Linked DNA regions of Homo sapiens: region 2 is linked to region 1. The links are chromatin contacts, found by Hi-C or POLR2A ChIA-PET in ENCODE. All regions are on one chromosome and are shown on one strand. Each heading gives the region's core, a stretch centred on a gene start or an enhancer-like site at or near the end of the contact. The rest is flanking DNA. Distances are from core to core; before and after follow the strand shown.

The links. A loop is a pair of places that touch in the nucleus more often than their neighbours do. ChIA-PET counts read pairs that join two places held with the same protein, here RNA polymerase II (POLR2A). Pooled maps may share reads with other maps.
Region 2: a map of heart left ventricle shows a loop between it and region 1 (7-fold over the local background). The contact joins the promoter of IL17RD here to the promoter of SLMAP in region 1. A Hi-C loop is called at or near these places in 4 of 168 maps with a recorded cell type or tissue (PC-9, chondrocyte, gastrocnemius medialis and 1 more), 5 of 37 single-sample maps with no recorded cell type and 16 of 50 pooled maps. POLR2A ChIA-PET finds 5 or more read pairs at or near these places in 3 of 52 experiments (PC-9, WTC11 and activated CD4-positive, alpha-beta T cell).

Annotation. Positions count from the first base shown.
Region 1 is chr3:57,753,047-57,760,465 of GRCh38, reverse strand. SLMAP (sarcolemma associated protein) reads right to left here and starts at 4,157. Exons shown (of 25, transcript NM_001377540.1): 1 at 4,124-4,157; 2 at 2,617-3,918. The coding sequence starts at 2,814. RefSeq lists a silencer at 3,420-3,699 and enhancers at 3,247-4,148, 4,070-4,249, 4,280-4,559, 4,149-5,051.
Region 2 is chr3:57,161,728-57,169,146 of GRCh38, reverse strand. It overlaps IL17RD (interleukin 17 receptor D), which reads left to right and starts at 3,794. Exons shown (of 13, transcript NM_017563.5): 1 at 3,794-3,986. The coding sequence starts at 3,861. RefSeq lists silencers at 3,606-3,655, 3,676-4,015.

The sequences.
Region 1 (7,419 bases), core at 2,908-5,407:
ATAGTTAATTCCTAAAACAATTCAATGACATGGTAAGATCTGACAGAGCATCCGCTATAACTAGATTAAGTGGTATAATAATCAATAATTACATCTATATCTAAAGTAGTGGTCTCATAGCCTGCGTGTTATTTTAGCTAATAAAGCAGGAGGAAAAAAGTGAAAATGGTAGAAATAAGCCATATCTACCATTCAAAGATAAGTTTTTCTGAAGAACTAATTTCATGGCCGGGTGTGGTGGCTTATGCCTGTAATTCCAGCACTTTGGGAGGCCGAGGAGGGTGGATCACTTGAGGTCAGGCGTTCAAGACCACCCTGGCCAACATGGTGAAACCCAGTATCTACGAAGAATATAAAAATTAGCTGGGCATGGTGGCATGCGCCTGTGATCCCAGCTACTCAGGAGGCTAAGACACAAGAATCGCTTGAACCCAGGAGGCAGACGTTGCAGTGAGCTGAGGTTGCGCCACTGCACTCTAGCCTGGCCACAGAGCGAGACTCCATCTCAAAGAAAAAAAACAAATATTAACATGTCATCTCAATTCATGAAACAGTCACTACTGACCTATTCTTAGTTATCTCAAAATAACCTATTGTGAGAGTTTTAGTACAGCCATGGAAAGCACTGGGCATGAAATCAGTATTTTTCAAATAAGTAAAACAAAAAATGGGAGTCCCCTTCGAGTGTTTCATCAAAGAAAGTGCATTCGCAGAGTATGTACTGTGAGCCAACCTGTTGTCTGATTAGTTTAGACCTGTTGCCCAAGAACATAAAATGGTGAAAATGTAAAAGCTGGTTGAGTTAAGGCACTACTTAGTAGTAAACTGATGTTTGAATTCAACTGCTGGAAAAATGAGTTCTATGAATATTCATTTTAAAGAATTATGAGGGCCAGGTGCAGTGGCTCACGCCTGTAATCCCAGCACTTTGGGAGGTTGAGGCAGGTGGATCAACTGAGGTCAGGAGTTCAAGACCGCCTGGCCAACATGGTGAAACCCTGTCTCTACTAAAAATACAAAATTAACCAGGCATGGTGGCGTGTGCCTGTAATACCAGCTACTTTGGAGGCTGAGGCAGGAGAATCACTTGAACCCGGGAGGCAGAGGTTGCAGTGATCTGAGATAGCGCCACTGCACTCCAGCCTGGGTGACAGGAGCAAAAATCTGTCTCAAAAAAAAAAAAAAAGGATTACGAGTAATCTATGAAGTATTTTAGGCACCCTAACTTCAGCTTGCGAGGAGCGAGTGAAGGGTCTGTTCCACAGGTAAATGAGGATCTGGTGTTAAACAGAAAAGTTAACATACTCTTCAGTTCTCATCCTACACGTAAAGTATAGATATTATGCAGCACACAGCACTTGGACAATCTTTTCCTCCTTTCTTTAAAAAATAATTTACAAAATAATTCCTTAAATCAGTAGCTGCCGAAGTATCATTTTTTTCTCTTCCTTTTGAGGCTCAGGTTTCTTTCATTTCAAAACATATTCTTGAAGACTTAAGTTCTTCCTTTAAGAAAGATTTAATTATTTAACTCAGAAAGAGGGGCAAAAAGTCAGGAGGTGAAACCTGAGACAGTCCTATTAGTCTTACATAACTTAAAGTTGGAACTGATTCAGTAGCTCAGCTAAAAACCTGAGGTTTAGGCACAAAGATGAGCTCTTTAGTATACTCTCCACAAACATAAATAAACAGTTTTTAAAAATGGAAAGGATCTTAATTTCTTTCTTCACTTCTTAAAATAAAAGCACATACATGTATAGTAACTTACGATACTAACATAAAAATACTAAATTGGTTACGCTTAAAATGAAAAGCACTGAATTCATCGTATCACATTTAAGTAATGCTATAATTGACAGAATAGGGTATAATTTCAGAAAGTAAGTTTATTTCCTAACACTAACTTTTGAATAGCACCTCTGTAAGTATGCATTAAGTACTTAATAAGTGCTGCAGGGAACATCAAAAAGTGATTTTCAAACGCAATATGTGTATGTTCTCCAACTTGTAAAAAAAACTCTGAAAATATATAAAGTTACAGTTGTTCATGCTTAATTAAATTAGCTTTGATTATTGCAAATTACTCCTCCAAGGGCAAGTATGTATCAAACCTTTCAAAAATCTTAGGTTTATATCAGCAATTATCCTTACTAGAAAGGTCCTGATCTGAACTCACCTAAAGCTATGTGTTAACTACATTTCACCACTAAGACACTTGAGCCCCGGGATAATAATGGCCACGGATTCCCCGAATTGCTTCGAGAACTGCTGCTTGCTTAATAAAGCGCTGAACTGTGAATTCACCTTTCTAAACAGACTAAAAGCAAGACGCCAAGTTTCACTATCTAGTTTGGGATTTCACTGGGAATGACCACGTTATCAAGATGCCATAGCCCTCCTGAGGCTTTTAATTACAATACCTTCTCTGTTTTCCATTCAACCACCTCAATCAAATTTCCACTAGAACCAGGCACACAAACAGTTGATTCGTGGCTTTGCGCAAAGCCTCCTCTGGATGCAAACCCTGGGATCCTGCATACATTAGTCCTCTCAGGGAGGGCAAAAGGGGAAAAAAAGTTTGTTAAACAATGCCGCTGGACAATGTGGTGACATTACCTTGCCCGTCTTGTGATCAAACCAGACGAGAGCGTGGTTCCTTGATAGCACTTTGCAATCAAAAGTGGCATTATTCTGCGCTGGTCGACAGCGGGCCACTGAGCGGCCGATTTTGATGGGCTCGTCCAGGTAGACATGACGCTCCTGAAACGGGTGCGAGTTCGGGCGGCAAGTGAAGATGGCCAAGGCTGACGGCATCGAGGATAGACTGGGGGTGTCTCTCCTACCAGGGACAAAGAGGAGTTCCTCCGGATCCGGACTGCCCTTCACAAGCCTATGCCCCTATCCCACCCAAAATTTTAAATTAACACAAACTGCACATTGTCTAAGCATAACCAGTGAACATCAACTCTTCACTTGGGTGGGAAGACAAGCCAGCGCAAGCCCCATCACCTCCTTTAAAACGCTGCAACGCCGTGATCACAAAAAGTCCCCAACTGGCAGCTTTCAGTCCATCTTCTTCTCTGGGAAGAAAAGGCTCAAACATCGGGCAGCTTCGGCCAAGAAAACTCCTGGAACACAGTTTGGGGACTGGAGGTATCCAAGCAGATGAGTCACACGCCAATTCTTGTGTTTGGTTTGAGATCGCGGCCGCTTTTCCCCCTTGGTGGCGGAAACGTTGCAGCACTGCAGCATGAATGAAGGGTCGGTTCGGCGCGGCCAGGAAAGTCCTTTTGGGCCGAAGGAAGGTGTGGCTGGGCACCTCTGGGCAGCCACCGCCAGTCCTCGCCCGGAGTGAAGGGGCGAGAGGTGACGGAGACGGAGGGGCTCTAGACGGCCGGCGGGACAGTCTGCATCGCCCCTGCTGAGCGGAGGCCGCCCCGGGAAGGGGGACGCGGTCCCCGGCCTGGCACGATCCGAGACGGCGGTGGCTGAGGTTCTCCGCGCGAGGCGTGGAGGCCGGCGGGGCGCGGGCAGTGGCCAAGTCGGGACTCCTGGGCACCTGGCGAGCGTCCCCGCGACCAGGGCGGGGACCCGGCTCCGCAGGCCGGTGCGGACCGAGCGAGGCGCGACACCGGGAGGCTCGAGTTCCCAGGCGGCAGGAAGTTGGTCCCCGGACGCCTAGGCTTCTGGGCCGCCGCTCAGCACATGGGCCGCCTCCCCTCAGGGTCGCCCCCGCGAGGGTCGCATCTCAGGGACGGCAGCCGCAGCTCCCGGCGGACGAGAAGGTGGGGGAGGGAGACTGGCCCGGAGGTTGGGGAGAGGCCTTGAGGCCCCGGGCTGGATCCGCCGCAGCCTCCACCGATCGCGGCCGATGGGGCAAGCTCAAGCTGCGCCCGACGAGGCAGGAAACTTTCCGACCTGGTGGGGAAAACATCAAAACAAACGGCCGTCAGGCGCCTCAGCCCGCCCGCCTCAGCCGTCGCCCCCTCCAGCCAGACCCCCGCCAGCCCACACCGCTAGGCACGACCTCCGCCGACCTCTCCGCAAGCAGGCTACGAGGATTTGGAGCCAGGACGCCACGACGGGTCCTACCTCCCTAGCCGCCACCACCGCCTCAGCTTACCTTGCCAGCGCCGGCCGCCATAGTGACTCTGACTGAAACCTACCCGGTGCACCGCCACGGGAACGCGCACCCTTCAAGGGCCCTCCTACCCCCTCTCCCGCGCCGTAGTCCAGGAATGTCACGTGAACGACGCCACGGAAGCCGTGTTGGTAGAGGGCAGAAAAAAGGGCAAGGTAATTTTTAACGGGCCTCCAGGCGCCATCTTAGTTAAGGGCTGGAAGCTTCAAACCTCGGGACAACCTTAACGACCATTTTGGTTAAGGGCAAGAACAATTTGCGCCGTAGAAGGTTTTTCAAACAAACAGTGCCACCTTCTTATTTTATCTACTTAGCAAGGGGGTGCCAACTTTTACTAAATTTTATTCTGTTTAATTCTCGATGAAAATACTAGCGAGCAAAAGAACAGACCCAGCCAAAGGAGATGGTCATTAGCAGCCATCTTAGCTGTGGGCAACACAGTCACCCGCAGCTACCTTAAGTGTGAGCCGCCAAACTCCCTGAAGTCTTAGGATTTGTGCACCTAACAGAAGGACCATTCTCCCCTCTGCTAAATTCGTTATGTTTTCTTCCCGGAAAAAAAAAATCTTAGTTCCCGCATTCCATTTCGAATGACAGTCTTTCTCACTGAACCTATTATGTGCCCCCAGGGCTCCTGCGCGGATTCTTCCACAGAAGGAGCGTCCAGAAAGTTTAAAATCATGTTTCTTCCAAAGAGAGATTGAATAATTTCCAAAGTGAAAAAAGAGGGTATTTCCCCCACTTACAATATCAAGATGAGGAGTCATTGGTCTAAAGAAGGAAGACTTTGCAAGGGCTAAATGAAAACTTTAAGAAAAAATAGTGAGAAGGAGACTTACTCATTTAGAATCAAAGGTGACTTCATTCTTCAGATTCCTGCAATAACAGGCTCCACCACTGTGTGACCTTAAGCAAGTTTCTAAACTTTTTCAAGCCTCTTTTTTCTCATGGATGACATGTTAATAATAGTTAATTCACTTGATGTGGTGAGACTTCAAAATGTTAATCCATGTTGTTCAATAAAGAGTAGCAATTAGGCCGGGCGCGGTGGCTCACGCCTGTAATCCCAGCACTTTGGGGGGGCCGAGGCAGGCGGATCACCTGAGGTCGGGAGTTTGAGACCAGCCTGACCAACATGGAGAAACCCCGTCTCTACTAAAAATACATAATTAGCCGGGCGTGGTGGCGCATGCCTGTAATCCCAGCTACTTGGGAGGCTGAGGCAGGAGAATCACTTGAACCCGGGAGGCGGAGGTTGCGGTGAGCCAAGATCGCGCCATTGCAGTCCAGCCTGGGCAACAAGAGTGAAACTGTCTCTCCAAAAAAAAAAAAAAAAAGAAAGAAAGAAAGAAAAAGTAGCAGTTATTCATCTCAATACTTATATAGACAGTTTGGCCGTGTCCTAGGTTTTTGCTGGGCCCTGGGGACACATAACTGAACCAAACTTCAATTCCTGCCTTCTGAGATCATAACGGTATTGTGGGTTAGAAATGAGGGTAGGGAGTGACAAACATGAAATTGATGTAATCAGGGCTAAGATAGAGGCAGGCACTAGCTGCCCAAGGGGTCAGGGATGGTCTGGGAGAAGTAACTGAACTGAATGAAGGAAGATAGGAAAACCACAATAAATATGGTATTCGCTGAATGGTTTCATGAATTTCCACAAACACGGATAGCAAGGAAAAGAAGGAGCCTACTTGAAACAGTGCACCAATGTGCCGGCACATAATAGTGGATAAATAAGTATTTGATGCATGAATGAAAATTACATACTGTTACTCATTATTAGAGGATAAAGTAGGCGGGACACAAAGTGAGTCTGGAAAGAATAGGCATTATATAATAAAGACGTTATATTCGTTTTTCAAGCTCTTCATCAATTCAACAAATATGTGTCAAGCTACCACTGTGTTCCAGGTATGCTATTCAAAATGAGGATATGTTGGAAAGCTTTCTTATGAGAGGATGAAAAGTTTTCACTTCTGATAACTTTTAGGCTGTTAAGGAATAAAATAAGATAGGACCCTCCACAGATCCCTAATGAGTTTTTTTTGCACGAATAGCAAGTCATTTATGCATTCTTTCATACATTCATTCTATAAACATTTAATTGATACTGTGAAATAGATATTTTGAAAGGTCCTGGAAATACAATAATGAAGAAACAAAAAGACTCCCTCAAGTTGCTCGATTTAGGTGATGACACAGAAAGATCCTTGCTGTAATGGAGTATGTCAAGAGTAGTGGAAACATGGCAGAGTAGTTTAAACTGAAACTTGAAAGGATTAGAACAGCTAGTCTGATGCTATTGGGATAAAGAAATTTTAAGCTAAGAAGCAATCCCAACAAAAGTCCAGAGACTTGAGAGAACAGGACTTTAAGGGAATTGCAAGTAGGTTCGTATCACCAGAGCATAAGAGATAAGGGAAAACGAGGAGAAAGAGTGACAGAAGTGAGGTTTCAGTTGCTGAAGGACTTCTAGGCAATGCACCAGACTTCAGAACATTTCCATCTTCCTCCTAGAAGATCAAAGAGAAGTAATGAAAGTCAAGGTGCTGGAATCAGACATGGCATACTTTTACCAGCACCATAAATGGTAAATTATTTAGCTTCCCTAAATTTCAGCTTCCTTATCTGAAAAAAAAAAAAGCATATATCTACTGCACTTGACTAGTCTTTTTTTTAAAAAAAAAAAAAAGGGGTTGGGAAGGGGGAAGGAAAAAGGTAGATAATACCTTACAGAGTCTTCTTAGGATTAAATAAAACAATGGAATACAAAATGCCAACCATGGTGGCTGGGAAATAGTAGACACTCACAGAATGTTAATATTTATCATTATTGCTCATAGAAAGAATTCCCCCAGCCTTCCACATATAGTAAGGAGCAAGTTGTTTTATCTCTAGTTTGTATATAGAGAAACTTAATCATACATATGGAAACAAAAAAAGTCTGTTTATATTCAGTTCTACTATAATATCTCTTAAAATTAATGTTAAGCAGAGTGGACTTTCTTCTACAAGAAAAGCTGGGACTACTATAACATGTCAGGATAAAGAATCCTATCAAGCTACACAGGGTGCTAGAAATGCCAAAATGGCATTGAAGGCATTCTTCACCCACTGGTATTCAGCAGGCACAGAAAAGGCTTAAATTAAGAAATCTCATACATGAGATACTTTGAATTCTAAGTCATGTGGGTGTTCCTCTCTGTGATTCTGTATCCACACAAAATTTTTATTAAATAAAAAACATGTCATATTTTGAGAAATTGGGAATG
Region 2 (7,419 bases), core at 2,545-5,044, 590 kb after region 1:
GAAACTGTGATCCATGAAAGGCATGTGGGGCCTGGTCCCCTCATTTTAGCTCAGCTTCCAGGACAGAGAGGTCCACTCCCTGCAGCCTTACAGCTATTCTGAAGGGTTGGGATAAAAAGAGGAGATGGAGACTGGGAGCGGCGGCTCACGCCTTTAATCCCAGCATTTTGGAAGTCCGAGGTGGGTGGATCACCTGGCATCAGGAGTTCCAGACCAGCCTGGCCAACATGGTGAAACCCCACCTCTACTAAAAATATGAAAAATTAGCCAGGCATGGTGGCAGGCACCTGTTATCCCAGCTGCTTGGGAAGCTGAAGCAGGAGAATCGCTTGAACCTGGGAGGTGGAGGTTGCAATTAGCCGAGACCATGGCATTGCACTCCAACCTGGGCAACAAGGGCAAAACTCCGTCTCAAACAAACAAACAAACAACAACAAAAACAACAACAACACAAAAAAACCAGAAAGGAGGAGATGGGAGAATCAATGGGAAAGACCAGAATACAGAGAATGTTGCCAAATGCCAATTTACAACCTTAATTTCCTGACCAGATTTGACCCTTTGGTGTCTGTGGCTCTCCTGCCACTCACATACATGCTGGTGGCCTTCCTAGAAAGGAAATAGGAGGGCCTCCCCATCCCTGGTCCTGAGGGATGTCATTCTAGGCATGTTTTAGACTGGACGCTTAAGGCTTTTCCTTCTTGTGCCCTCCACATGGCTTCAGGAAAGCTTGTGCTCTCTCTGAACCCTGCAGCATGTTTTCAGAGGCTGTCGGTTGCCAGATTCTGCAGTGAGCTGTGGATGGGAGGGAATTCAATAGTGGGTGGGTGTGCAGACAGAAAGGGAGCAGGAGTGGGGCTCTGCCTTCCCTGTCATGCAATCATATGGTGACATGAGTAAAACCCAGGGAGAAACAGTTTTCTCTAACCAATGTTCTCCTTGAGGTTCTCTTTCTCTTGTAAGTGCTAAGTACTGCTCCTTTTCCTGGAGTCCAATTCCTGAAAGAGGACAAATGGGCCAGGAGTGGTGGCTCACGTCTGTAATCCTAGCACTTTGTGAGGCTGAGGCAGGCAGATTACCTGAGGTTAGGAGTTCGAGACCAGCCTGACCAACATGGTGAAACCACGTCTCTACTAAAAATACAAAAAATTAGCTGGGTGCAGTGTTGCGCGCCTGTAATCCCAGCTACTCGGGAGGCTGAGGCAGGAGAATCGCTTGAACCTGGGAAGCGGAGGTTGCAGTGAGCCAAGATTGCATCACTCACTCTAGCCTGGGTGACAGGGTGAGACTTCGTCTCAAAGAAAAAAAAAGAGAAAGAATACAAATGGCCAACAAATACATAGGAACATGATCTACCTCATTCGCAACCAGAGAAGCCAATTAAGATGGTGATAATACCATAATGAACAGTTTGACAATTTTAAATGTGCATAATCCAGCAATTCTGATTCTAGAAATGTATAAAATCATTGAATCAATGTGTCAAGGTAAGTGTGTTAGGGTATTTTTGAATCACTGATTCTAACAGATGTCCCTTAGCATGGGGTTGTTTAATAAGTTATAAAGCATGTATAGGCTGGAATGTCACATAGATTAAGGAGCTGGTCGCCTCATTGTTTCCTCCCTGTTTCACCAAAACCCATATGGTCCTGGCCTCATCTCAGCCCCTGGCACCCCTGACTCTCATGGCCAAACGCTGGACATCCTTGCTGTGGGGGCTGAGAACAACCCAGGGACAGTACCAAGAATGTGAGGGAGGGTAGGGAGGCACTGAACCAGCAGCTCCTCCAAAGGAGTGATGTGCTTCCTGAGGTCTATTCACAGAAGGCTACTCCAGAACAGCCTTCTGTGGATCCTAGCTATTCTGGTGTCTGAAGAGGGTATGGTAAACCTCACTGGGTCTGGCTGAATTCCTGAATTCCAGGCAGTGAGGTAAAAAAAAAAAAAATTCTGCCCAGCATCTGGGTCTTGAGGTGGATGCTGTTGTTTGGGGAACCCAGCACCCATTCTCCCTCTCCCTGGCAATAATGTCAGTGTTCCTTTGGGCAAGCACTGTTTCACACTTCCAGCCCCTGAAGTTCAGGTGAGGCTGGCTCTACTCCTTGGTTCTAGATGTAGCTACTTCCAAGCAAATCCCCAAGACTTCTGCTAGCATTACCAAGAAGAGTTCTCTTCCTCCACTTAAGCCCTCCAAGGACGTGTGGGCAGGGTGGTGGAGACACAAGCCACAAGAGAAAGTGCAGGAATCCTGTGTTAGCAGTGGCTGAGCTTAGGCCAGGCCAGAGAAGGAGAGGGAGGGGATTCTGGGCCCTGGAAGGAGAGTCATATAGAGGAGGCTGCCCTGTTGAATGGACGGAGGTGACAATTTCCAAGGTTTCCTGAGGCAAAAAGACCAAGATAAGGCTGGGGCTGGGGGGAGTTCTGTGCAGCAGGAGCCAGGTGGTAAAGACAGAGTGGAAGAGAAAGCCAGTATGGATTTTATTCTAAATGGCCTTTGCATAAGAGCCACCATAGAACAGTTTTATTTATTGATTTTATTTTTATTAATCCTCCTCCAAACACAGAACACATAATTTTACTGTTTTTTTTTGTTGGTGGTGGTGGTGGTAGGTTTGTTTGTTTGTTTGTTTGTTTGTTTGTTTTTAGAGACAGGGTCTTACTGTGTCACTCAGGCTTCAGTGCGGTTGGCAGGATCATAGCTCACTGTTACCTCTAACTCCTGAACTCAAGCGATCCTCTAGGATTGGCCACTGCACTCAGCCTAGAGTTTTAATTGGGATAAGTCAGTAGTCTGATTTGTGTTTTTGGAAGATAACTTTGGATCCAGGCTGGAGAAATGTATCGGACACGGGGACAAAGTCAGAAGTAGAAAAAGCCCTTAGGAAGAGGAGGTGGTATTCTTGAGGAAGGGGGTAGTGGAGAGGGACAAAGTGGGAGAGTTTAGGTGCTCAGATAAAAGGCAAAGCGCTGGGAAGAGTGCGGTGAAACTCTGGATAGCTTGGGCTACTCCACTTCTCTGAGCCTCAGTTTCCTCTTCCAAACAGAAATAATATCCACTTCATGAGGTTATGTTTGACAAGTGTAGTAGCTGAGAGTATTGTTTTTAGTCAGGTCTGGATTGGATCTCAGGTCTGGCAGGTAACAGCTGTGTGACCTTATGAGAGTCAGTTAATGATAGATTGTAGCCTTTATGGAGCACTTGTTATGTTTCAACCAACAGAACTCTCCCCAGACTAGGATACTTATTCTAGCTTCCAGGAGGGTGAGGGGGACGGGGGGTTGTGGTGAGGAAGTATTGTGGAGACAGCAAGCCTTTTGTCCAAAGTCCTACTAGTAAATGTGGAGCCAGGATTTCTCTGTCACGTTCCCCTAACTTTTCTGCGCCTAAAACTGGGATAACAATAATACACTTCCTTGTGTGGTTGGGCGTATACAGAAAGGGGTCTGGCACATAGCAGGTGTTTATTAAATTATTATTAAAATTATTATTATTACATTCTTTGTGTTTTCCTCAGGTTTTGCATAGAGTGAGCATCACTTGGACAAATCCTTTGGATTAAAAAAAGATCTACTAAGTGAGGGGGAAGAAACTGCGGCTGCCAGAGTCTCAGTGGGGGCTTGGGGGGCGTGACCAGAGGGGCGTGGTCTACGGGGGCAGGGCCACAACTGGAGGGCCAGGCTGTGGGGGCGGGGCCAGCACACGAGGACTGAGGGTGGGGGCGGGGCCCGGGCTGGCAACGCATGCCCAGTGCGGTCCCCTTCGCTGCCGCCGCGGCCGCCGCGGCCACCGCCCACTCGGGGCTGGCCAGCGGCGGGCGGCCGGGGCGCAGAGAACGGCCTGGCTGGGCGAGCGCACGGCCATGGCCCCGTGGCTGCAGCTCTGCTCCGTCTTCTTTACGGTCAACGCCTGCCTCAACGGCTCGCAGCTGGCTGTGGCCGCTGGCGGGTCCGGCCGCGCGCGGGGCGCCGACACCTGTGGCTGGAGGGTAAGGCGAGGGCGGCGGGTTTCTTGCCGTCGCCAACTCGCGGGGGACGCAGCGCGCACAGGTGCTCGCGGGGAGGCGAGCCCGCGCCAACCTGTCTGCTCTTCGCGGGGTCCGCGGCCGGCCTGGGTCTCACTCCTCCCGCGCATCCTCCTGGTTTCCCTCCCCGGACGCGTGTCCTCCGGCCCTGGCCGAGATGAAAGCGGCTGCCCGACCCCGGCTTTGTGTTGCTAATGAGGTGCGGCCGCCGGCCGGGGTCCCATTCAGAGGGCGGGCGTGAGGGGCGGCGGGGCTGGGCCGGGCGCCCCACCCTTTGTTCTTGGCCCGGGACCTCCTTCGTCCCAGGGCTGCGTGTCCCGGGCTGGGATCCCCCGAGCCACCCGGACCGGGTTGCGCTTTGGAGAGGGAAGGGGGTATTCTCCCGGACTTTCAGTCCACAACCCTGCTAAGGCCCGGGCGGCCGGAGAGGGGACTTGGAGCACCGGGGAGGGATGCGCCCCGCTCTTCTAGTAGCTTTGTTCCTCCTCGCCTGGGGCCGTCACCCCACTCCTACCCCTCCTCTGACTCCGGGACCTCCTGAGAAACTTCGCCTCCCGGTTCAGCCCTTCGTCTTGTGAAGGTCTCGCGGCTGATATCCTCCTTCCCTGCTTCGAGTTGCGGATATTTTTCCGCCAAAGGGCCGCGTGGGTGTCATCTGGGTGAGGTGCCTGAGACGAGACTGGAGAGGTGCCCAGACTTTCGCCGTGTGCATTGAGCCGTCTTCGTGGAACCGAGCGCTCCTTTGACACTGTCTGGGCGATGGGCGCGGGTGATTGCCATTCCCCTCTCAGCTTCCCTGCTCCCTACCTGGGCTTCTGGCCTTGGGCGGCCCCAGAACCTGGAGATGATGTCCGTCTGCCCCGAGTCTCCCACCGAGGCCCGGGTGGGCCCGGCGTCAGGGCACTCACGGCCTTAAGCTTGTGGAGAAAACGTAGGCTTTGCACTCAGGCAGCAGGGACATGACCTTGGCTCTGCTCCTGGGGAGCCATGAGCCTCAATTTCTTCATATGAAAAATGGGATGAAATGAGAATTTCCTTAGTATTGCTGGGCTGAGGGATAGGTATGGAGTGGTTTGCTTAGGCGAACGTTGACTCAGCCTCTTCTGGGTGGCTCTAAACAGCCTCAGCACAGCCAAAACCTAGGACATAACACTCCCTTAGGCACGCAGGCTGGTGCCTCCAAGCTCACTTGCCCCACAGTCCCAAGAAATGTGGTGCAGAAAACCAGGTGTGAGCCAGACAGCTGGGATGTCTTCAGACTCAGTAGCTAAGCTATGGAGACGGCTATGACCCCTGCTCTGCCTCCGCCCCCGCCACCCCCTTCCCCCCCCGCCCCCCCGCCCCATTAGGCTCTGTCATTCCTTCCTAGTTGAGTAAAGCATCACATTTTCTTACTGTGTTCCATTTCAGTAAAACATTACTGCTCTTGTTTTATTGTTTAAAAAAATTTTAGTAGCTAGCAAGTTTCCTCAAGGAGGATCTCGTGTTGACTTAAGGATCCTACTAGAATTTTGGATTTAGACTCCTATTGGCTTTTGAATGACTACAATATCACAGGCGTTTTATTTTGAGTGTTCATGTGATGGCGTAGGTAAATCAGTCCGATTCACTGTTTTGCTGCAGTTGCCAAGGTGGCTTCTTATGCCACTGTACAAAACTCGTGAAGTTTCCATGCTGTGGGGTATGGTAGTGCCCTGACGGAGCCAGGCTGGTGATTTTCTTCTACCTGTGCGAGTGTGTTCTCCTCTCCCAAACCTGCACCCTCATAAAATGGTGGCTCTGTCCCAGTCACCTCACACTTATGCTGACGTTTTCTCCACCACAGCCCCTAGTTGGGGGTGACTTTTCTCAGCTGCTCCTGCCTTGGCCCCACCAATCGTTTCCTTGGGTCATCCTCATTCGCCTCCTGGACGATCGTAGAGGCCTCTGGGCCATGTTCCAGATTCCAGGCTCATCCAGGCTGATACATGGTTCCTTGTCTCCTGGATTTGCTGCTTGGTGGATTTCATGGACCCAGTTTCCCCACATGCTTTGCATTCCCACCCTTTCCAGCCTCACCCCCTACCCTTCTCATCCTGCTCCTAACTCCGGATGGATGCCCTCTGTGCTTCCAAGACATGCTTTTCCCTCCTCCCAGGATGCCTTTTCCTCCCTTGAGAATTCCTTGCCTATCTTAAGACTCAGTTCAGGTGGTACCTCCTCAGGGAAGCCCTCCTGAATGCCATGCCCCTTGCTTTACCTTCTCATGCAGGTCCTTGCACTTTAGTCTCATCAGACAGCTTTGTCAGTATTTGTTCACTTCTATGTCTTCAGACTAGTTTCTTTAGCCAGGCACTGAACCTCATCTTGGTGGCGTCAGAGCCCTGTAAATATTGGCTGAACCAAATTAGACCCTGCTGCCTTCCTGCTAAATCCTGTATTTCCTGATAGATTTTAAGAAGTAGAGGCAAAGATCAGGGCATCAAGGTCCATTGTCTTTGCACATGCTGTTCCTGCCTGTGTTCCTTTACACCTCTGCAGCTTCCTTTCTCGGCCCTAGCATCACTTCTGCAAAAAATTGTCCCTGTCCACACCTCCCTAGGTCATGTCTTCTAGAAGTTGCTCTGTCAGGGAGTCAGCTAGGAAGTACTGGTACACAGTGACTAGAGTATTTGATTCATGTTTGGGTCCCCTACCAAATAAGAGGTACTTAGTCCATAGATGTTGGCCTCAGCTCTAAGGTTGCTTACAGTGGGGCTGTAGGAACATAAAAGGATAAGGGTCGACTATATGTGATGCAAATCAGAGGAGGCTTTCTGTGGGCCTGGGCCATACTCAGAACCTGAGAGGGGGCAGCAAGGTGCAGCACCAAGTCCTGAGAAACTGGATTTAGGTGCTGGAGCAGAGCTGAGCAAATGACCCCCTTGATCTCCAGGCAACATTTGTTTCAGGAACCCTTGCCCTTGCAGGAATGTGTATTTTTGCAAGACTTGCAAGGTGACTACAGCCAGCCAACCCTCTGCAGCCCTGCTAACAGACCCTTCGGGGCTGCTCCCAGAGGAGCCATGGGCTGGCCTGGTTTAAGTGGTCAGGTTTCACAACCTCCCCATTATTAGTGGGGCAATTAAGAGGCTGATACCATCTTGAACACAGGTCAGTGTTTTAGAAATGAGTTGTGGGCACACTTCCTCAACTACTTAAAAAAAATTCTCTTAGGGTCCTTGCCAGGTAAGGTTGCTCTTTGAGTAATAAATACTGTGTTCACACAGAAGTAATGATTTGTAAAACCTCCAGAGGGACCACACCATCCTCATTTACACTGGCTCTTGCTTCTAGAGTGGAATGGTTTTGTTTGCAACTAGAAGCAAGTTTGGTTCATAACTTTAATTGTGTCAGTCACTCATACTGAAGTTCTCCC